Regions from separate parts of the Mus musculus genome. Here region 2 is linked to region 1. The links are chromatin loops, found by intact Hi-C in ENCODE. Cell type or tissue: left cerebral cortex. All regions are shown on one strand. Each heading gives the region's core, and the rest is flanking DNA. Links, peaks and the distances in the headings are about the cores only. Region 1 holds the start of Trim35 (tripartite motif-containing 35). Region 2 overlaps Stmn4 (stathmin-like 4).

Region 1 (12,132 bases), core at 4,316-9,315:
GTCAGATGTAATGGCTTTGGGACGCCCCAGCTGGGGACCACTTTCAGCAAAGCAACTCAATGCTCTAGGTGTGACATGAAGAGCCCCAAAGACAGAGATGGGTGGGCCAATGCCAGGGACTCATCCTCCCTCCCCTCTCGGTCCTCCCAGGCTTCCTACCTGGCCCAGCCATGTTGAGGTTTGGTCTTTTGCTATGTATTATAATGCTAAATACTGCCCCCTACCCACCCACCCAAGGCTGGTTGACTTCAGGACCAAGATAATCAGTACCTAGACCTGACTGACTCTGTAACCTTGTCCCCCAAGTTATCCCTGATTGGTGAATAAAGATGCCAACAGCCTGTAGCTGGGCAAAAGAAAGAGGCGGGTGTTTTTGGTTCCTGGGCTCAGTCAGGGTTAAAGGAAGAGACCATGAGAAAGGAGAAACAGAAGACAGTCTTAGGGTAGACTCATGAAAACATGGCCATGAGGGCTGGCCAAGTGGAACTAAGAGCTGCCCAGATGGAACAATGCAAATTATAACTCAGGGTTATTGATGGGAAGTAAACTCTCATAGCTAGAGTAGTTAGCTACCCAGCTTTAGTGCTAATTAAGGCTTATTATAAATAGAGAAGTTGTGCATCTTTTATCTGGGAACTGAACAACCAAAGGTGGGGCAGAAACCTCTACTGAGATTAAATATTTACAAAGCAATCTCACCTCATTGTGCTTGGCAATGGCCTCATAGGTGCGCCTCAGGGCCCAGAAGGCCTTGGCTTTCTCTCGCAATACATGCTCCATGTTCTTACACTTGGCCTAATGTGGGGAATACAGGACAAATTAGAACTAGAGTTCCTCTGTGGAGTCCGACCACAAGCCAGTGTGCTCCAAGTGCTGTTCAGCATAGCCCCAACCTTGAACGGCGCTGCTTCCCACCTCAGGGTCTCTAACCCAGCCCTGGAGAGGAGACACCTGGTGCAGGTGGGGAGCAGGGCTCAGGGGTTCCAGGAGCTCTGCCCAACTGGCCACAGTACAGCAGAGAACAGCAAGCTCCAGCTTATGTCTGCTCCTAGAAGGCTAGACCTGTGGGGATACCATCAAGATGCCATGGCCACTGGTTCACTCTGGAGTCTTCCCAACTGGACTCTTCTACAGCCTTTATGAAAAGGGTTGTCAGTGTGGACTGTTGCAGTCATTTCCCAAGAGGTAAAATATTCAAATGAACTTTCACCTAAACATGGCTCCACATCCACCTTTTCCCGATAATGGTGTTAGGACAAGAAACACAGCAAACTCACTTTTTTTTTTTTCCTGTATGTTTTACTTTCTGACATGGGGCTTACTCCAGGGCACAGGCTAGCCTAAACTCACTAAGTGGCCAAGCTGTTCTAGGACCCACAGTGAGCCTTCTGCCAAGTGGTGGGATCATGGGCATAAGCAATCACACCCAACTCTTGTCCTTCCTACTTTTTTTTTTGGGGGGGGGGGTCCAGACGTACTCTGTGGCATGCATGGCCCCACATGCTCTTGAAAGCTGTGTAGGTAGGTGTCCCACTCTTTTCATTCCCATCACAATCTGTCATTTTGTCTTTTTAGAGAATTTCACCATTATCCCTTGCCTTTCTCTCCAAGCCCTCCTTGCTTCCTTTCAAATTCATAGCCCTTCTCACATATCATCATATGCATACACTTATATACACATAATCTCCTAGCTAACCCTGCTCAGTCTGTGTATATTCCTTGTAAATGTGCTGTTCAGGAGTGGATATTTGGTATTGGATAACCAGCTGGTGTGCTCTTCCCCCAGGGAACTACACCCCCACCACATCAGTTGCCTATAGTTCTCTGTGTAGGGCTGCTGGTCCGTGACCTTCCGCCATCCACTCTGGAATGTCCACTCACGCTGCCCCTGTTGAGCCCTTGCTCAGGCAGTCATTGGCGAGACATGGGGTTCACTCTTGACAATCCCAGGAGACAGACCCACAGCCAACTCACTGATTGTCTGGCTTTTCCTCAATGTCCCCTGAGCCTTAGACTACCATAATCCAGACAAAGTATCTCATTAAATCTAGAGCTAGGCCTACCCAGCAATTCCTAAGAACCTCCTTATTCTGCCCCATAACAGAGCTAAAGTTGAGGTAATCATGTGATCTCACTTTTTATGTTAGAATTGGAACTTGAGCCAAGCACTCAGTAAGTACTTACCCATTTAGCCATCTATCTTGCATCCTGCTTAATTTTAAAAAATAAAATCACTTTTGTTTTAATGAACACACATATATATCAATTTAAGGAAGGTGCTCAAACACTTGGTTTTTTGAAGATTTTTATTTTATGTGTGTTTTTCCCACATGTGTCTGTGAAGTGCGTTTGTGGCTTGTGCCCAGTGCCCAGAAGAGAATGTTAGATTCCTTGGTACTGGAGTTTCAGACTGTTGTGAGCTTCCATGTAGGTGCCAGGAACAAGACTCAGGTGCTCTGTAAGGGCAGCCAGTGCTCTTAACCGCCTCAGCAACTCTCCATCCCCTCAATGCTTTTACATTTTTTAATTGTTGCTGCTAAGCTGGAATTCGGAAGAAACACTTTTGAGTTTTAAGTTGGGTTCTTATTACCTTTTGCATCCAAGGCCTATTAACTTCTCTCCACTTTTATCCTTTCCTCTCTACATTCCATAAATGTGTTATAGGCTTTTCCAGAAACAAATCCAGTGTTAATTACAATGGCGACCTCCGTCCACTGAGCACTCGCTATGCCCCCGTCCGCACTCATCCGCGCACTGTGGGTCACTTCGTTACCACATTCGTTCTCTCCAGTAAGTACATTAGAGGCCACTCCAGGGAAGGGAATCGGAAGTGCACCGGGGAAGCACCCTGCTCTCTCCAAGAGTGTGAACCTCAATTTGGATTAAGGTTGACAGAAAACTCACAACTCTTTGCCAAGGACAAAGATTTCATTTCACCAATGCAAACAACCTCAAACTAATCTCCCAGCTAGAATGGCACTGATTCTAGTTTTACTGAGACGCAGTATGCCAACTTCCTTTGGTCACTGCTTATATGAGGAACTTTATCCGTATACACATAAGCAATAGCACATCTAAGCCATACTGCTGGGATACTTTTCCCTTTGAGAAGAAACGTGGGGTTGGGGAGGCGAGTCAGCCAGTAAAGTGTGTGAAGTAGGAGAACCTCAATTCTGGTCCTGAGCACCCACATACCTGTAGTCTCAGCTCTGGATCCCTGGAGTTCAATGGCCAAACCTAGCTCAAAATGGAGATTCAGATCTAGTGTGAGGCCCGGTGTCAAAATTTAACGAGAGAGAGATCAAGGAAAGGCTGACCTTGCCTACCTCTAGCCCCTGCATACATACACACACCACAACCCCATTAACACACACACACACACACACACACACACACACACACACACAAAGTGTGTCTATGCAAACCTGTGACCACTGTACTCGAGGACTTCCTCTGGTCCCTCTGAGCATTCAGGTTTTTTTCTTGAGCTCTGGATTGATCCGCTATGACATGTTCCAAAATCTTGTCACCCTTCCTTCCATCAGGTCCCACTGCATCAGGACAAAGTCCCAGCTCATCACCATCCCCCTCAGTGTCCCATGAATGTGTCTGCCCCGCCGTAGTGATAGAAAAACGAACACACACAACCTTTATTACTTTTGCAGGACTGTGAACCACAAACCCAACAGGACAACCAGAGAAAAGAATTCTTCATTTTGCTGCTCTGAAAGTGTCAGCTTTGTCCCTCACAGGGGTGGGAGTATGGGGGGGGGGGGACCAGAGGTGGCCAAGAAGCAGAGATAGGAGCTTTAGGACACAGCCTCCAAGAACAGTTCCACAAACTGCCTTCCTCAAGCTAGGCCCTGTCTCCTACCTTACCTAACCTCCTCAGGAGGCCATCAAGTGATGAACCAGGATTCACTCACAGGGTCAGGGTCCCATTCTTGGAACACTTGCAGGCACTCAAGAAGTTGTACTTTACTGCCACAGTCAAGATTAACCCTCATACAGCTTCAGGGGTTCTGTGGACAGTAAATTTTGTTAATACTTCAGGGCACCTAACACAGAGTAAGAAATCCTCAGAGATTATTGCTGCTGGGTTATCAACACGGAGGCCAAAGGGATCTTTCTAAGCACCCACCTCTGGGATTCCTGAGGGTACCCGGCAGGGCCAAGCTTAGTCAATCTCACCATTCTTACCTGACAGTGGGTCATTCCTATGCTGCCTGCTCCCTTAACAAGCCATACCCATCTCCAACCACACTGAACCAGCTTATCTAATGACTGCCTCACCAACTCCTCTGAAATGTCGACTACTGCAAACAGTGTTCTTGTTTGGTTTCTGCTGCCATGACAACCAAAAAGCAACTCTGGGAAGAAAGGGTCTATTACAGCTTATATTTCCTAGTCATACTCCACCACTGAGGGATATCAGGGCAGGAAATCAAGCAAAACTAATGTAGAAATTATGGAAATAATGGAGGTATGCTGTCTATAAGACATCCCCTCTGATTGGTATGGAAGAGCCCACGTTGGCCTTACACTACCCAGGCAGGACCAATGTACTGGGCCCTCCCACACCCATCACCAATCTAGACAATCTCTCTGACTGGCTGATCCATTTGAGGCAATCCTTCAACTGAAATCCCCTCAGACGACCCTAGGCTGTGTCAAGATGAAATTGAGTAGAACAGGGGGGCTGTCTTGCGGACTTAAGCAGCCGCAATATCTAGAACAGGGTGTGAGAATCAAAGAGGTTCTTAGGATGTTTATTTCACACATGAATACATCATGAAGAGGCCACACTGCATCTGGCTGAGCACACAGCCTGAGGACTCCTGGGATCTTTCAGATCAGCCCCACTCCCTGCTCTTCAAGGCTCACTCACACTGAGCACCCACTGGCTTTGCACCACCATTCTAAGATGCAGAATAAGACTTCAGCCTTCTGGCCTCACCTGGTGTCCAAAGCTTCCTCTCTTCTAGAATCTTCTATATGCTGCAGCATCTTCTTGCAAAAACCTCCCCTCACCTCCTTCACCTGGTTAATGCCTCTAGGTTCTTTAGATTTTTGCTAGAAGCTCCCAGAGAGTGGGAATTATTACCACCTATCTCACTTCCAGTGTCCCTCGGACCTCCTAATCAAAACGAGGCAGCCAGCAAGAACAGAAGGCAGTCTCCAGGCCCACACGCTCTCTGTCCCCTGGATCACAGGCCTTCGGTTGATGTTTTACCCCATTCTGAGGACACCACCCATGCTAATCAGTACCTTTGCTAGCCCAGGGGAATTCGAACCAGGACCTAAACTTCTAGGCTGTCTATTTCAGCTATGCCAAATAAGAGATCTAGCACTAATGAACGAGGGAACAGGCACTATGAACCACTGCTGAGCTAATATGATGGATAACTGGAGGAACGTGGATGTAGACAGCACCCATCTGCTCTGCTTCCAATCTGTATGGAGCTGCCATCAACTGCTGATTCTCAAAAAAAGACATTTCACCAAGTGGAGAAAGGGCGTCTGAAGATCAGGCCCAGTGGGCTCTTACAGTACCTCCTTTTCACTATGTCAGGCTTCCTAGTGGCTAACCCTGGGCCCTCCCAACTGTGGGTCTGACCCGTGTGTTAGTGGCTGATGAAACAAATTTAGCTGTTTCAGTACATCAATGACTTTAAACGAGAAAAGTAACAAGATACTGCCAGAGTAAAATGGACATTTCAGAAACCCTTTAAAAAAAGAAAAATCAGTCAATATGTCAGTATGAATGTTTTGGAAAGCAATGGAGCATGCATATCTAAGCGATTAGGTCAAATTGTTATCGAAAATGTCTGCCTTTTTTTTTTTTTTTTTTCTGTTTTAGAACAAAGACTTTTTCACTGGGCCTGGTGGCACAAGCCTGCAATCTCAGCCACTCGAAAGGCTGAGGCAAGCAAAGAAAAGTTCAAGGCCATCCTGGCTAATTTAAGAGCTTGGCTCAAAATCAAAAGTAGGCTTGGGGTGCAGCTGCGAGGTAAAGTACTTGCCTAGCGTGATCTCCTACAGCCCCGACACCCACCCTTCCCCGCCATGCTAGTTTTGCTGTGTCAGCTGCTCTTGGTTTAATTATAACCACTGGAACTCCAGATATTTGGATACTAAGAGTAAGAGGAGCAAGGCAGCAGGCAAGCGCCACAGGCCTTTCTTACGGCTCTGTAACCCGTTGATCAAGGCACTGCTGGGCAGGGGAAATCTCAAGGCCTTAGAACTCTGCTAGGTCCTGGCCTCTTCCATTTCTAAAATGACCGCGCCAAGCCCAAATGTCTGCAGACCATACTATTCCCCATCGTTGTTCAGATTGGCCTGGACCGGGGGCAAGATGGTTGCTAGGCCTGGAGGAGGGGGAGGGGCAGGCCGGGGGTCCCCAGGGCGGGCTGGCGCGGTGCTCACCCGGAAGTCTTGCGCAGTGTCCTTGATGGGCTGCACACGATGCTCTTGGTGCCGGGCGTCGGCCTGGCAAGCACAGCACAGCAGCTCCTTGTCCTCCAGGCAGAAGAGCGTGAGCGGGGCACGGTGCGCACGGCAGGGGCGCGGGGACCGGCGACCGGTCCAGCGCGCGCCCTCAGCCTCCTCGCGCAGCAAGGTCTCCACCAGGTTGTTGAGCGTGTGGTTGGTGCGCAGCTCCCCGGGCACCGCTCGTTCCTTGCACACCGGACACGAGGGCGTCGTCTGCACCTCCCAGCAGCCGCTCACGCACCGGCGGCAGAAGTTGTGGCCACAGCGCAGAGTTACTGCGTCGCGGAACGGGTCGTAGCACACGGCACACAGCAGCTCCTCTTTGAAGGAGCGCGAAGGCCCCGGGGACACAGAAGGGCCCGGCTCCATCGCAGGAGCAGCCGCCGTCACCACCACCGGTGTCGCCGCCTTCATGCCTAGCCTGCGGGCGTTGTCCCTGCTGAAGATCTGGGAGCTTAAGGCGGCTCCAACCAATCACGGATGGGCTTTGAGGGCGTGGACCCTCCCACTTCCGTCTTGCGCGGGGTCTCCCAGAGGAGGTGTGGTCCGCGATCTCCGTTAGCTCCAAGGCGGAAGGATCTGTCGTCCCACTGCAGTGTCGGGTTTCCGTTGTCAAATAGGAAGTGAAGCCACGGGCCGCCATCCTTAAGCAATTCCCGCTATCTCAGACTCCTGGTATAGATGGGAAGGGATGTCCATGGCTTAACTCCTGAGCTCCCTAGGTGGGGTCTGAACCTGGGCCCAAAGCAGTAGGGGGGGGGGAGGTCATGCAGCACTGGGAATGGTTTCTCAAAACCCTCACATAGGTCGTCCGCTGACTTTGGTCGGGCTTACTGCCACCTCGAGGTAGCGGGAAGACCTGAGGAGTTGAGATTCCCGGCTTGTGGTTGGATAAATGAGTTCCAGTGTAAAATGGTGGTTTCCGTGAAAAGGACGTGTGAGAACGAAATTAATAGGGAAGCATGCTCGTGGCATCTTCATTAAAGTCAGGGTGAGAAAGTCGTGATGAACATGCTTGTAATCTCAGCATTTGGGAGGCTGGGGCAGGAGGATCAAGAGTTTGAGACCAGCCTGGGTTACACAGGGACACTTAAAAAAAAAAAAAAAATCCACTTTGGATTCTGGCAAGAAAGGCAGTCTGAATGTTCCCAGCTGCCCATTCCTAGTTGATATTTGTAACCTTCCGCTGCTGTCTTACCCCAACATACACACTAATTCAGCAAGGCACTGCAGATTTGCAAATTCCTTGGGATCATATGAAACAATTTTTAAAAAATGCACTAGATAAACAATTACAAAAGGCAGTGTGTTTGGGTCTCTTTCCTATTCCTCTTGCCAGAACCACAGACGGGATGGTTTATAAAGAATAGAGGTTCCAGAGGCAGGGATATTCAAGAACTGTGTGCCAGCCTTCCTGCTGCATCTTGATGCGATAGAGAGAGTCACATGCCCAGACAGACAAGCCTGCCTGCTCAGATCTCACTTCTTCCTGTAAAGCCACTGGTGGTGTTTATGGAAAGTCCATGCTGGTAAGTTTTGTCAACTTGACGCAAGCTGGAGTCATTTGGAAAGAGGAAACCTGAAGGGAGAAAACATCTTATGGAAGAAACCATCCATAAGATGGTTCTGTAGGAGGCTTGATTGATTTGGGAAGGCCTAGTCCCCTGTGGGCTATGTCCCTCCCCCCATGCACTCCCTCAACCCCCCCCCCCCCAGGGCAGGTGCTTGTATAAAGAAGCAATCTGAGCAAGCCATGAGGAGCCACCTGTTAAGCAGTACCCCCTCCATGGTGGCCTCTTCAGTTCCTGCTTCCAGGTTCCTGCTTTGAGTTTCCCTGCCTTGGCATCCCTCAACAGACCATGACCCAGAGGTCTTTTGGCCATGGTTTCTTTCACAGGAATAGAGCTAACAAGGACTGGGCTCTGCCCTCATCGCCTCATTTGAAGAACCTCCTTCTACAAGCCTCATTTCAATTAGCAACTCCAATTTAAGGATTGAGTTTCCAAGGCATGGACTTTTGGGTGTCTGCTGAAACCCTGGCAAAGAAGGACGGCATGCCTACCTCCCTTCTAGCCTCCCCTCCTCTTTCTCTCTCCTCCTTTCTGTTTAAAGCAGAGATCAAGGAATAAAAGCAAGGATTGTTCTATGGCATGAAAAGGCAAGGCCTTACTATGTGCTGTCTACCAGGAATCCACTTTACCTGCAAGTGTTTAAGTAGCACAAACAAACAAAGAGAAAAGGCGAGTGCTAATTATTAGTATGGTTCTGTCGATATCAGGTGACAGAAAGTATTACAGGCAGGAGAAGGCCCAGTTCAGCAGGAGAGTTGCTGATAGCATCTTTAAACACAGGCAGCTGGAGCTGCAGAGTCAGCAGAGCTTATTCATCAGTTGCCAGGGAAACCTGTAAGGAAGAGAGAGTAGCCTGATCCTCTCAGTGAAGACTGCATGGCTTAGACCTTTTCTAAAGCCTGGAGTCTGCAAGGGAGGATGAAGGGTGCTTAGCTGCTCTGAATTAAGTCAGGGAGGCCATCCCTCACAAGTGCTGTACAGTACAAGTTGTAGAGAGAATCGCATTCTGTATGGAAGAGTCGCCCGTCAATAAAACTGCTATTAACCTATTAGCTTAGGCAGGAAACAGGGAGGTGGAAGGTCCAGTTCAGAGGAAGGATTCTGGGGGAGAGGAAGAAAGATTCAGCCCCAGACATAGATGAGATAGATGGTCACAAGTAACTGAGGACCAGGTAACCAGTCACGTGACAGAACTTGGAATAGAATAACGGGATGGTTAAGTTCTAAGCTAGCCAGGGAACGACCCAGAGTATTTGGCCAAGGCATTTGTATGTAAATATATTTAAGACTCAGAGTCATTATTCCAGGAGCTTGGGACTGGGAGGGAAAACATGAGCTTACAGAAAACATGCTATAGTAGGTGACTAGGGATATACCAGGGTAGGAAACCACCTGCCTCTGGATCGACTGGGCTGCAGACATCTTTGATTCAGTCTGTCATGTGTATTATTTATGATCTTTTAAACTATAAGTACACATAAGGCCCCCAAGGTTAGTTATGAAGCAACTGGTCTTCCCTACCACTTCGGAAAGTGACAGTGCCAGCGCCACCCTTCTTGTCTGGCTAGAAATCAAGATCCTGTGTCAAAAACAAAGAAATGAACAACAACAACAAAAAAAAACTATTGGTTTATGATGGAACTGACCCAAGTCACATATTAGAGATGTCACATAAAAATTTACATTCTTACTCTTACCTTTTTGCATTTAAAATTTATAGTTGTATATTATACACAATGTCAAAACACATTAATGATTCTTTGGGGGGGGGTGTACAGCTGGGCAGTGCCCAGTATGTTTTGTTGTTGTGCAAAGCCCATTATCTACAAATCTTTTCATCTACACATTAACCAACTCCCTGCTTTCTGCTCCCTAGAAACCTCCGTTGTACTTTTGTCTCTATGTACTCGAGTACTCCAGTTCCCTTTTGTAAGTGGATGGATGCACACTGCATTTTCCTTTTGGTGACTAACCTTCCGCTATCACTGAAACATCTCACACATAGACAGATGGTGACAAATGGGGGCACCAGGAAGAGCAGAGCCCCAAGGACACCTCAAGGTTTGTCCCTGCTCCAGTCCATTTCATCATTTCCCCCATTTTCATATAAAGTCCCTTGCAAGTTTAAATCACATTCTATCCCCTTGTGCATCACTGAAAGGTGTGTTGCTTCCACTTCCTGGCTGTTCAATGCAACTGTGAATATGAGTGTACAGAGACCTCTCTGAGACACTTTTTTTCATTCCTTGGAGTATATGCCCCAGAGTGGAATTACTACTGATATGCATTGCCCCTTAGATTTCTGAGTGACCACCACGCTGCTTTCCAGTGGGGACATGTTCTGACTGTTTATATCTATTCTGTGCCAACACTTTTACTTCCTAGGTTTTTTTTTTATGTCATTATAGCCATCTTAATGGAGTTTTTCTTTTGTCTTTTTGTTGTTGTTGTTGTTGTGGGTTTTGGATTTTTTTAAAGTTCCCCTAACCATCAGCAATGCTACCCTCTTTTCTATGTTTGTCACTGTTTGGATATTTCCTTTGGAGAGAATCTGAACCTTTTGTTCCCTTTTAGGGGACGACACCTGAGATGCAGTTCATTCAGCCTGGCCTTGAGTTTGCAGTGTAGCCTAAGCTGGCCTCGCGCTCCTAATCCTTCTGCCTCATAAGAGCTGAATTATAGAACACAACACCACACCAAGTCTGCCCAGTTTTCAATCAGGCTATTGGGCTTTTAGTTGATGTATAAGAGTTCTTTGTAAACTTGAGATATTAGCTCCTTCCTTACCAGGTCTATGGCTTGCAGACCCTACCCTCTGTTCTCTGGGTTGTCATTGTACTCCATTGATTGTGTCCTTTGGCTCCCGCACATTAAGTTTGTTTAGTCCAAAGTATCCTGTTTTACTTTCATTGTTTATGTTCTCAGTATTGAGCCCAACCCAAGGCCAGGAAGTGTTTTCTGTTGTCTCCCCTTATTGTTACTTGTTCATTTATTCTGAGTGACATTTGATATAATACACAAATTGATTCTTTTGTGTGTGGATGTTGGATTTCCTCATCATCATTTGTCAAAGAGATGAGCCTTTCTCTGTTGTGTAGTCATAACACATTTGTTGAGACTCACTTGACTGGGTTCATACGTGGGTTCATTTCTGAAGTCCATCTTATTGGTCTGTGTGTCTGTCTTTGTGCCAGGATCATCTAGTTTATATGTTCATAGTAGGTTTTCAAATAAAAAAGTGTAGAATTCAGACCTTGTTCTTTTAAAACTTGTTTCAACTATCGGAAATCTCTTGTGTTTCTACATAAACTTTATGTTGGGTTTTTTAAATTTATGCATAAATGCTGCCGGGATTAAATCTTAGCTGAATTTTAGATACTGCCTTTCAACATTTTTCGAAGTTGATCAATATTTCTGTTTTATATAAAAAAAATCAAAAGCGAAGAATATTGCTTCCTATGAATGCACAGAACAAAATGGCAGAAGTACGTTTAGGTCACTTCTGAATTTGCTGGAGATTCTGTCCTCAGCCCAAGCCAAAATTCAATTAATGATTGTCTCAAAATGAAACTCAGTCAACAAGTCAAACAGCAATTTTTATTAGATATTTTCTTTATTTACATTTCAAATGTTATCCCTTTCCTAGTTTCCCCTCAGAAAATCCCCTATCCTCTCCCCCCCCCTGCTCCCCAACCCACCCACTCTTGCTTCCTGGCCCAGGCATTCCCCTATACTGGTACAGGACCAAGGGCCTTTCCTCCCATTGATGACTGACTGGGCCCTCCTCAGCTACATATACAGCTAGAGCCATTAGTCCTACTATGTGTTTTCTTTGGTTGGTGGTTTAGTCCCAGGGAGCTCTGGGGGTACTGGTTAGTTCATAGTGTTGTTCCTCCTAGGGGGCTGCAAACCCCTTCAGCTCCTTGGGTACATTCTCCAGCTCCCTCATTGGGGACCCTGTGCTCCTTCTAACGGATGACTGTGAGCATCCACTTCTGTATTAGTCAGGCACTGGCAGAGCCTCTCAGGAGACAACTATATCAGTTTCCTGTCAGCCAGTTCTTGTTGG
Region 2 (12,132 bases), core at 4,527-9,526, 63 kb before region 1:
CCATGTCTCTACCTCCTCTACTTAAGACTCCTTTGAAGTCATCACATAGAATGACTTACTATGACATCTTGGAAGGTGCTTATCCTTCAGATCACCTCCAGAACAACTTTGTTGCTTTTAGAAATCCAGACTTAGCAGTTATTTCCTTTCAGAGCCGACACTAAGTCCATCACCCCAGACTCTCCTGGCCTTCTTAGAGTTTCCATGATGAACTCTCTGCTGTTCTGATGGGGTTACCTTTATAAGTAAGTTGGCATTTCCCAGCTTACAATAACCTTCCTTCAATATTTACTGTTACCCTTTAACATGGCCACATTTGCTTAGGATTACAAATGTCTCCTATACCCATACCTTTCCTTAGATTTTAGAAATTTTCTGCTTTTATTTCACTGAATACATTTTCTACGCCTTTAGTGTTCACTTTAGCACCTTCTTCTGTTCCAAAAAAAAAAAAATGTCTCTTATTCATGTCCCAGGGGTCTTGCCTGCTCACTTCATTATTTTCTTAATTATTGTCTACATGCTCTTATTTATCAACCTTGCCTTTAAGCTCTGACCTCTCTCTCTCTGTTCTGTGATTCATCTAGTCTGTTTGGAGTGTTTTCCCACTGAATTTTTTTATAATTTGACTTACTGTGCTTTTCATTTTGAAGAATCCTGTTGGATTCCTTTTCCAGATCTCTCTCTCTCTCTCCTCTCTCTCTCTGCCTCTCTCTGTGTCTCTGTCTCTGTCTCTCTCTCTCTTTCTTTCTTGCAAAATTCTCATTCATATCCTATGCTGTCTTCCTTAATTCATTTTGGCTATTTTTTTTTGTATTTTACTGGAATTCATTAGTTTTGGTTAGTATCAGTCTTCTGAGGTGGGCGTGGAGATATACAACAGTAATCCGAGCACTCAGGGAGAGACCACTGCTTCTTACCAGATTATGAATTTGAAGCCAGTCTGAGCTGCACAGTAAAAACCTATTCTCATACATCCCTTGCATAGCAAGCATGGGGGCCTGAGTTCTACCCAAAGCTCTTTAAATAAAACAAAATAAATAAAAACATTCTTGAGTTCGTTCTATAACCCTTAACCCATTTCAGTGTCTTTGGAGTCAGTTGATGGAATTCTGAACTTTGGGAGGAGTTGTGCCCCCATGTTTTCATGTTTCCTCTATGTTCATGTTAGAAAATACATACAATAGATTCCTGGTGGGCTGGTATCTCTTCCACTTCTAAGCAAGAGCCATTTTAGATGCCAGCCATCTCTTAATGATGTGTGCTGGCATATCATGCTGTCATGTTGAATATGTCAGGTGCATTTGGACTCCATAGTGTGTCACTCCTGTGATGTCTTCACTAGGGAGGTCACTATGTTCCCTTACTCTGCACTGTGTTGGTGCTTGAGTTTCCTGCTGTCCCTGTAGATTTCACAAGAGCAGAGGCTTTTCTCCTAGATCAGGAAGATGTGCTGTAAGTGTGGGCTGTGCTCTGTCCTTAGTCCTCTAGACTTGTACATAATATACAGTACAAAGGGCCATGATCCCTCCTAAGTAGGGTATCTATTCCTTTTCATGTTTCTCTCTACTGTTGCTCTAGGAATTGTTAAGGTTGTGTCTTTTACTGACTATTGTAATGCTAAGCAAGGGGCCCCCAAGACCTGGAGTCTAGAGTAGGCCCTGTGACCCTGCCCCCAAGATAATTCTGATTGGTAAATAAAGATGCCAATGGACAATAACTGGGCAGAAGAGACATAGGTGGGGGTTTGTGGGCTTGACGGGAAGAGGAGGACCATGAGGAAAGAGAGTGCAGGAGGAGGAGGGAGAAGCACTAAGGGTTAAGAGTCAAGATAACCTGGCCCCGAGGGCTGCCTAATTAGAGCTAAGAGTCTCCCAGATGAAATAGAGTAATAACTTGGAGTTTTAGATAGTAAGTAGATTCTATCACCATGGAGGGTAGATATCTGTCCAGCTCTTGTTTGTTTAAAGGCTTATTGTAAATAGAAAGCTGTGAGTGTGTCATCTGGGAACTTAAATAACTAAGGCAGGGTAGAAACCTGGGGCCAGATTTCTACAACAATTACTACAAGGAGGGATGGATGTGCAAGAGTGTGTCTCCACCCCACTCCTTCCTGTGCCTACTGAAGCTGGTTTACTCCCTTAGGGTTTTTAATCTCCCATATCTTTGGATTCCAGTGTTCACTGAAGTTTAATGAGGGGAAGGCTGTGTACTGAGCAAGATATACTGATTCTTAGCTAAACTGTGGGAAAGCTGTTTCTATGTAAAATAATTTAGGCTTGGCATTAGATAATCATCAACAGGCTTCTAATTTATATTTGGGGGCTGAATGGGATGCCCCTTGGTGCTCATCCACCATTCAGGCTCCAGTCATCCAAAGAAAACGCTGTGCTCTCTGCTTGCTTAAAGCAAAATTGCTGCTTCAGGATTATAGAGTGCTTACCATTGAAAGTCACTAGCCGAGGACCTCAGAACCACATGTCTCTTATAAACTCATCCTCCATCCACTTCATCCCCTCCTGCCACATTTGATTTGTGGCCACTTTCACTGCAGGAAATGTTTACTGGTGGCCTAGACTCTGGAAGATGTTCCATGATATACACATCTGTCCTGTGTTCAGGTCTTCTGTCAAGGGCTAGGGATTGGTGAGGTCTCAAGTTGTCATGGAGATGAACTTCAACCTTCTGCATAACCCTGATCAGCTACCTCCAATCTTTGGCATTCACATTTGTGCAAGTGTGTGCAGGTGAAGGTGCATGTTGGAGCTCAGAGAGCAACACCAGACATCTTCCTCAGTTGCTCCCCACTTTTTTGAGACAGTCTCAAACTGAACCTCCACTTTACCAATTTGACTAGACTGGCCAGCCAATAAGCCTCAGGGATCTTCCCGTCTTCAAATCCCCAGCGCTGCACCATGCCTGGGTTTTACATGGGTGCTTGGAATCCAAACTCAGCTCCTCACGTTTATACATCCAGCAACTGAGCTGTCTCTCCAGGCTGTCAGCCACCTCAGATCTCCATCTTCTACAAGGAGCTTAAGGAAAAGGCTACACAAGTGGAGCTGTCATGTGACTGTTTTCTTCATCCTTAGCTCTCACTCACCTATCTGTAGGTCACCTTGATGTTCTTAATCCCAGTTTAGCCAAACACCCACTGCTAAGGACGCAAAGATTCCTAAACCTGGTCTTGTCTAATAGGTGAGATTAAGCAATGAAGTGTGTGTAACCAGAATACACAAAAGCAGAAGCTCTAGCAGAGTAGAGGACATAACATCCGAGCTGGGTTTAAAGGAACAGTTAGGAACCAAGCAAGGAAGGGAAGAACAACCCAAGCAAGGGACAAGCATATAGAAGGACAAGAGCATTGAGTGAAGGGCAACTGTCTGAGAATGGGAAGGGAACAGGGGAAGAGGAAGGGTTGAGAGAGCTCCTAGCCTTCAGTCCACAGAAGAGGTGAAGATGATGATGGAGTTAATTTCTGAAATGAGACCCTCAAGGCTATTCTCTTTTCTCTATTTATCAAGAAAAAAGCAAATCTGAAGTCACAGGCTTCATTCTACACTGGCCTCCACAGCAGCTTCCTGAAGCCCCCAAAGACTGCAGCCTAGACAGCCTGATCCTGTCTCTGAGCTCTTCCCAAAGCTGCAGCTTTCAAAGGGTTCTTGGTTGTCAACCTGAGGAAGAAATGTGTTCTGTGTGGTGCCCTGGAAATATGGCCACAAAATAAAAATTGATAATTTCCAGGAAAACATACTTTCATTACTAAAATTAATTTTGATGTGTTGTTTTCTGTTCTACTAGGAAGGATGGGAGGGAGAGAATAAGGGAAAGAAGGAAAAAACCATACCAAGAAAGCCAAAAGTAAAACACCAAAAATACTCTAACCGTGAGACATTAACTGCTTGAAACCCAACATAGTGATTTGTCATGGCCTCTGCCCTACTTAAAGCCTAACTCCCAAGACTCTAGGACCTCATCCAAACAGCCAGCCTTAGGAAAGACAAATGATGTTATAACAGCTACTGGTAATGAGAAAGCAAGCTGCCTTCCTTTTATCTGTTCAAATAGACCCTGCACAGATGGTCCAGGAAAGGCAGTCATGTAACTTAATTGCAAGAAAGGATCCCTTCCCTACATGGATTCCTTCCCTGTAACGATCCACTCCTACAAGGTCCCCTTCCCCATAGAGATCCCTTCACTATAAGAACGCCTTGCTATAATGAGTGATTCTTTCTCTGAGAATTTGCTCACTGTGCGTCTGTCTACAGTGTCTATTCTTTATTAAAACTTTTATTTATGTCAATTCTGGGCAGAAAATACTTTTCCTCTATGACTATGGCTTTTCATTTCCAGCACGACAGAAGGAAAAGAAAGAAAAAGAAGCTGAGTGGGACCACAGAGTTGGTCTCACCACCCAGTGAGTCACAACTCGGTCTGAGAAACCCTGACTGGGGATTTGTGGCTTAGTTTAGATGAGCCAGAAAGCTGTACTGTGCGGAGACTAAAAATATAGACTTTGGGAACAAGCTGCAAATTCAAGACCTCTTCTCCCACTTACTATGTGTGGGAATTTGGGCAATCTATTTATGCTTTCTATGCCTCAGTTTCTTGTTCTGGCTAATGGGATGACAGCAGCAGCTTTCTCCTACAGTTGGTACAAAGAATGAAGCCCCATTTGTGGGAAGTCTAGAAAATAGGCATCTAATAGGTACTGCCTAAAAGTATGAGCTGCCAGGAACATCACCACTACCATCTTTGCCACCATCACCATCAGCATCATCACATCATTGTCACCACCACTATCATCATCATCACCGTCACCTTCACCATCACTGCCACCTTTGTTCTTCCAGCTATTCTACCCTAAACTGACGCTCACTTATAGCAGCACTGCCAAGAGAATATTAAGGCAACCGTAAAGAGTTTGTATACAAAGCTAAACAAAAACACATTAAGGCAAGTTGTGGAGATGCCCTGGGATCTGGCTCATAAAGACTCCACCTCACTCCTGCTTGCAGAAGAGAGTCAGAAGGGCTGTCCTCTGAAGCCCTGGCCTAGAGTCCTAGAGAGCATGGCCCTTCTGCTTTCTTCTAACAAATGAAATTTCCTCACTGGAGTTCTGTGATCTGTCTAGACTCCAAGCCCTTGGTGAGGGTTTCTGCTATATCTGAATGGCGCTGTTCCCTCAAAAGTCATATATTAGACTTCATCCCCCATAATACCAGGTGGTGGAGCATTTAGGAGGTGATTGGGTCAGAGGTCTCTCCCCTCACAGATGGGGCAAATAATAAACCAGGCCTATGGACCCCTGTCATACTTTTACCACAAGAGGACACAGCAAGAAGGTACTGTGTGTTTTCTTAACAGAAAGCAGACATCTTGATCTTAGCCTTCCCACCTTGGGAACTGTAAGCAGTAGATCCCTGTCATTCATACATTACCCTGCCTAAGGTATTTTGTTATAGCAGCTACACAGGCTAAGAATGTCCTTCTTATAATGAATCCTTGGGACTGTACTAGGATGTGAGTCTACAGATAGGAAAGACAGCATCTCTTTTCTCATCAGCTCGGTGGCCTCCAGCCACCAAGGGACAGCCCACAAAAGGAGTTTAAAAGGAGAAAGAGAGGCAAAGCTCTCATCATTCCAGTGTCTAGCATGAACCAGCACACCGGATACCTAGATGGAAACATTAAAAGGTACCTGCCATCCGATAGGTGGGAAGCCAAACTTTTAAAACACTCTACCCATCTGCAAAGAGCCAATATGGGAAATAAAAACACTGGAGACTGGAAGTAAATGTTTCATTGGTCATGATGATCAAAAGATGACAATGAACAGACGCACACAGACCTTATCCCACCCGCTGCAGGGCAGGTCTCACTCCATCCAGACGGGCTTGTCCTGCTGGCCCTGCAGCCACCACCCCGCCAGGACTCTGCCCTTCACTCTGAACTTCTACCCCAGTTCTCATCTTCTCTCCACTCGGAACCTGGAGGCCGGATGTCCAGGCAGAGCCATGAAAAGCGGGGGCCTTGGCCCAAGTCTGCAGTCAGTGGACAGTGTCACAATGTCCTTGGGCTCATCTTCACCTCCCTCTTCCACACGCTCACTGTCCCCTCTCCCACCCCATCATTGTTCCCCAGAAACAAATAGGATGGCTTCACTGGTCAATCTTTTACATGTACAAACACCAAAAGCAGAGGAAACGCCCCTTGGCCACCCCCCTCCCCCCGAACCCCAGTGCTGGGAGAGCAGCCAGCAGCCGAGGCTGCTGGAACCAGGTTGCTACGGGAGCTGTCCGGCTGTCCTGGAAACTTCCTTGGCCTCTGGGCTTTACCTGGAGGCCTCTTCCTTCAGCTCCTTGTTTTTCCGCACCTCCTCTGCGTGCTTGTCCTGGGGAGGAAGGGAGGGACAAAGGCGGGTCACACAAGGCTGCCAGGGGAGGACAAAGGGCAAGAGAATGGAACGCAAAAGATGGTCACCACGGGCAGAGCAGAGCTGTCAGCGAAGGTATCCTAAGGGGAGGAAGGAGGCGAGTAAGACGCGGGACACAGGTGTGTAAGGCACAGAGTGCACGAACTGGTGAGTCCCCACGTCCTGCAGGGGACCCACCTCACAGTGACCCCAAGATACCCTAGGCCCTCTCTATCTCTACTGGTCATTCTGGTGCTCAAAATGGTCACTTGACTAAACATAAGGGGCTGCTTAGGACAGCCAGCTTAGAAGGAACGGGAAAAGAATGAGTCCGTTGCCAGCATCCCTGACACACCACAGATGTGTTGTTTCTCTCCCATCTCTCTAGCGTCGTCTTAAATCTCTGACTGAAGGAGGAGGACCCTTGAGTTACATACTGACAGAGAACTGTTGGGAAATAGTGCTTGACTCCAGACAGTGGGCTCCCTTACATGTGTTGGAAGACAACCTTCATTTGCTTTGTAGCATATTTCAGCCAAAAGACTAGATCTTCCTTCCCACCCCCAGCCAGCTGTGTGACCTTAACTGACTGTCTTATCTAACTGGGACTCAACTTCTTGGACCTTTCCAGAGGGACTAGAATGGGCAGCTGGCTCAGCTCTGAAACTGTGTGACAAGTGTCCACTCATGGGACCATGCCACACCTGCCTCCATGTGATTCCAGATCACTAAATAAATATCTGTGTCCTTGTAGGCTGGGAGCATATATGTGTTTTTCTTCTTTATGTTTCCCAGTCCCTATTGTGAGAAACAAAAGGTACCCAATGATCCCCCTCCCAGATTCCAGTGTTGTCACAACGAGTTGACAGATTAACCTGGAATAGAGCCACTGAGGCCACCCAGGTTCCTAAGATACACCCTCACCCACAGTTAGTCTTTCCAGGAGCCCTTAGAAATTCCGACAGGCTAAAAGCAAGGAGCAGTATGTCTGGTTCTCAAACTATGGTATCTATCACATGACCTGGAGTCCACACAGAGTCAGACCTTACCCCTAGAAAGTCAGGCAGTAAGTCTGGAATGGGGTTTTTAGGCCTAGGAATTCTGGTCATGACCTACAACACAAGAGCTAGCATGGACAACATTGTTGATGTTGAAGGTATCCCAGGTCTGGGGACAGAGGTGTGAGGGAGAGAGGAAAACATATACCTAGCTCTCAATCTTGCCTCCTGCCTCCTGCCTCCTGCCTCCTGCCTCCTGCCTCCTGCCTCCTGCTTCCTCCAGTGAGTAATTATGAGTGGAGATCAGGTCTCAGAGGAAAACTGTCCTCTCAGATATCTGATCTGGCATCTTGATTCTTAGCTTCTACCTGATGTACACAGCTGACATTCCACACACAACCTTGCCACTCTACCTCTGCCTCCATCTCTGGTTTCAAGTGAGTTGGCTATGCAGAGCCCTGGGTTTCTGGCCTCTGGCCTCTGGTCTCCAGAAATCCCTTGATGAGAAAAAGCTAGTGAGAAAATACTGGGATGTTGCCTCTGAGCCAGGCAAGAAAGCAGTCACTTGGACAAGAGGCCAGGGCCAGCTTCACTGTTCGTATACCATGGAGATCTCTGTGAATCATTTGACCTCTGGAATGGTTTCCTTGTCTGAACTAAGAATGTTTGCCTTGTAAACTTTCGATAACCATGTTATGATAAAAATGAAAGTGTTTTATAAACAAATGTTCAAGTGCTCCAATACAGTCTAGCTTTGTGATATGTTTTAACCTGGGTCTATAAGCCCATAACCTCTCCCATCCAAACTGTGGTTTCCTCAAGAATTTGCCTTGGGGTTGGGGATGTGGTTCTGTTAGCAGCTGCCTACCTTGCATGCACAAAGCCCTGGGTTTAAGCCCCACACCTGCATAGAACCTACATAGAACAGGCTGGGCAGGCTACAATCCCTGCACTTGGAGGTGAAGGCAAAATGATAAGAATTTCAAGGCTATCCTCGGCTACATAGCCAATTCGAGGCCAGCCTGGAATACATGAGACCCAGTATTAAAAAGTAAAGGCAATCTTAAATTTTCCTACAATATCTCTCATTAACTGGAGAAGCCCAAGGTCATGCTCGGATTGTGACCCTCCTCTAAGGCACTCAGTGGAGAAAGAAGCCATGCTGTCCTTCGTGGAATTGAACATCAGAGCATGGGGCTGCCACCTACTGGCCAGCCTGTGCAGCTCACATGCCTGGATGAAGCCAGATCTTTCTGGTAACTGTTGCCAAGGGCCTGAGGTTCTAGGTGGGTAGGCGGGAAGGAATAAGGACCACGCTGCTCACCATGGGACGAGGCCACCGATCGGTCCCGGGAGTCACCGCGCAGCAGGCGGCTCCTGGAAATAAAACACAGAGCTAAAGCTTCCCAGGAGCTGCAGGAGAAACTGAGGCAGCCTGGGACTCAGGGAATGAGGCCAGCATGTCTTCCAAAGAATGACACGGAAGACCAACCTCAGTCTCTCACACCGCTCATAGGCAGGTGACATTTGAGTTATTGACAAAGGCAGACTATTGAGGAAAACCTACTACTCTCTGCCCTTATGAGGAGTTCTGGGGAGAATTCTGTATCCTGCTGTTCTGGCAACCAAGCTTGTAAACCTGGCTCAGAGTCATGTTCAAGTTAGCATCTTTCATTAACCCAAATCTGCCCATTCAACGATAAGCCAGAAGTGTGTAGACATGTGCCTTTCCTGAGATACTTGCACTGGACAGGTTTTCTCTAGAAAAGAAGGCTGTGAGCTGGCTCCTGAGACAGTGAGTAATTTCTGTTGTAAAACCCTAGAAGATCCCCAGAGGCCACCCCAGAGTGTGATGTGAGCTTCCTGCCTATGACTTCCCAAATCATCCCCTTAGAACAATGAGGACCCTGCCTGGGAGAAGCATTTCCATTCCTGCAGAGGCTACTTCCACCAGAGTGGTGTGTAGGTCACACGTTCTTGCCACGGAAGGAGCCTCCTGCCAATCCAGCATGGATTACCTTCTCTTGCAGCCGCTCCAACATGGCAGCCAGATGGGCCTCCCGGTTCTCCTTATTGGACTCCATCTTCTGGGCCAGCTTCTCTTTTGCCATCTTGATGAAGTTATTGTTTTCTTCGATAGCTTTCTGGATCACCTCTCGCTCGTGCTCTCGTTTCTCCGCGAGGTGTTTCAGGAGTTCAGCTTCCTGGTACTAGGGCAACACAAGAAAGAGGAAGACCCTTTAGGTTGAACTTCTACCATCACAGCTTAACAGTGCCACACTCGGATGAGATGCATCCCTGAACCTGGTCCTCTTTCACAGAAGCAGAGAGCTCAGACCACCTGCAAAGCTTTCCATCATCTTTGACTTTAGTGGCCCTTTCCTAAATAGCTTCTGGATCTCTTCTCTCATTTTCCTCATCCATTCTTCCGCTCATTCATTCACAAGTACTAAGTGATCTTATATGAACTTCAAGACCCTCACAACTCCAGACACCAGGAAAAGGAGAAAGTTAGCCTAGTAGAAGTAAACATGCATATTAATAAATAACAGAACTCAGATGTGTGTGTGATAAATGCCATGGATATAAAGGGAGGGACCACCCAATTAAATGGAGAAAGCTATTTTTTTTTCTTTTACCTTGAAAGATGAAGAAAGGCTCACATTAAAATGCATCTGAGCTGAGGAGCGAGAATCAATGGGGAAGAAGGAAGCTGCATACAAAGCCAGCTCTGAGAGGACTATGACACTTTAGCCATTAGCCAAACTATAAGCTCACCCAGTGTATACTCATAGTTTTGTCTCCTTCAGGTGGTGTCTTAGTCTGCACCAGTGGTTCTCAACATGTGGGGGTGCATATAAGATAGTTGCATACAATCCATAACAGTAGCAACATTATAATTATGAAGATATGAAGAGCAATGGGGTACAGTTATGGTGTGGGGGCGGTAATCATAACATGAGGAACTGTATTAAAGGGTTGCAGCACTAGGAAGACTGAGAATTCCTGGTCTATGCCCAGGGCTCGGGAGGTGCTCTCTAAATATCCTTCCCACTCCCATTGGGATGGGACAAAGAGTTATGGGGCTGCACGTCCTGCTCACGATGAGACGGGAGAAAGAGACATGCAGCTGCTAACCTTCCTTCGCTCCTCTGCTGCTTCTAGCTTCTTCTGAATCTCTTCTAATGATGGGTCTCGCCGTCTTGGGAGGGAGGCATTAAACTCAGGCACCCCGTCAAAGGAAGGTGGCTTCAAGATGACTTCAAAGGACTGGCCCGAGGTGCACTTGTTCAGCTCGATGACTTCCATATCAGAGATGACGCACCAGTTCAGGTCTACTGTATCTGCTGTGGAGGGCAGAGTTGGGGCTGCTCACCTTCTGAGGAGCAGCTGGGGCCCCAACAAGCATGCGAACATGCACACAGACACAGGGAAGCTGGGAGTCCCAAGGCACACCAATGACTAGGGGGCTGGTTGATCCTGAATATTGGATCCTAAGGTCAGTGACTTTGACAGAGTAAGGTTTGAGGATTCCCTAGGCAAGGATCCCAGGAGCTGTGATTTGTGATAACAGTCACAGCAACACCACCTGCTGTTGTTCCTTGCTGATGACAGACAACCAGTTCATTTCACCCACCCTCACCCCAGCCCCTCCTTGCCCTGTCCCTCTGATGGCCTGTGGACCTCACCCCTGGCTCCGGCCTACCCTGTTCTCTTCTTTCTCTCCAGTCAGCACTGCCTTTCCGCTGGCTTTGACCTTTCCTCCTACACTGTCTCCCACACCAGCCTAAATGGAAAAAACAGTCTCAGGTCATCCAAACACCCATCTCTCTTATTGACAGACCAAACCCATCCCTTCCTTGCAAAGAGAAATGAAGAGATGACCTATCTGTCCCCTGACCACTCCTCCTGAGAGCATGGCAATCCAGTACCCTCTGATAGGTCTTGAGACTCAGACAGCACCACTGTCACCATCCAGGCTGGAAGTGCTTGCCTGGGCCTTGGGCCTGTCTGGGAGCATCTCTATCTGTCCCTAGAAGCCCTGGTGAATACACCAAGTTTTCTTTTCTGTTCTGTGTCTCCATGAACAGAATCTCAGAACCTGTGTCTGGCTTATCCTGGCATCCTCTGCGGCGTCAAGGAATGTGCAAAAGGGACTCTAGGAGCGAGTGCTCCAGGATGACCCAATCCAGATCCCCAGTGGCTGCCTGGCATCCAGACCACATCCCCTGGGCTCAGACCCCTCGGGCTCTGGGAAAGAAGACACACTATGACTAGGACAGTTTTATGAGATAGGAGTCAATGGGGGGACACCCACAAACACAGGACACAGAAGCTTCCACCCTTTCCTATCCCAGCCGAGCCCCCACTTACCTTCATATTTGTAGGATGATTTATTCAGGGGATCAGACAAGAAGCAAGAGCAGAACAGAGACACTAGTGGGAGTTCCTTCATCTTCTCCTTATAGGCTACAAGAGAGTGCATCAGTGACGATGGGTCCATCAGTCCCAGAAAACAGCACTTCTGTGAGTCAGCTCAGACTTTCTGGCTCCCAAGCCTGGGCCACCTCACACTTGAAATTTGACATTCTCACTCACCCAAATGACTCTATCCTCTGTTACTACCAAATGCTAAATACTCTCAAGTAAAGATCCCAAGAGCAGCCCTGACCCTGTCCCTCCATCTCCTACTCCCACTCAAGGATAAACCAAGGCTTT

Evidence for each region. Peaks named below come from ENCODE experiments on the same cell type or tissue, not always from the same donor. Only the 100,000 strongest peaks of a DNase experiment are listed, where the experiment ranks them.
Region 2: it touches region 1 in a loop (3-fold over the local background); 1 of 42 quality-filtered maps calls a loop at or near these places.

Annotation. Positions count from the first base shown.
Region 1 is chr14:66,291,844-66,303,975 of GRCm38, reverse strand. Trim35 (tripartite motif-containing 35) reads right to left here and starts at 6,951. Exons shown (of 6, transcript NM_029979.3): 1 at 6,427-6,951; 2 at 700-795. The coding sequence starts at 6,906. 1700001G11Rik (RIKEN cDNA 1700001G11 gene) reads left to right here and starts at 6,847. Exons shown (of 3, transcript NR_038077.1): 1 at 6,847-7,167; 2 at 7,832-8,021; 3 at 8,390-8,649. In left cerebral cortex, for the core only: CTCF peaks have their summits at 5,894 and 7,336 (motif pointing left); DNase peaks (open chromatin) are centred at 6,108, 6,363, 6,996, 8,875 and 1 more place; H3K4me3 peaks cover 3,416 bases; H3K27ac peaks cover 3,201 bases.
Region 2 is chr14:66,355,337-66,367,468 of GRCm38, reverse strand. Stmn4 (stathmin-like 4) reads right to left here. Exons shown (of 6, transcript NM_019675.3): 3 at 11,788-11,883; 4 at 10,552-10,760; 5 at 9,432-9,623; 6 at 5,789-6,394. The coding sequence ends at 6,335. Among named protein-coding and RNA genes, the nearest start is that of Stmn4, 17 kb to the right of the region's middle. In left cerebral cortex, for the core only: a CTCF peak has its summit at 8,618 (motif pointing left); DNase peaks (open chromatin) are centred at 6,970 and 8,640; H3K27ac peaks cover 2,219 bases.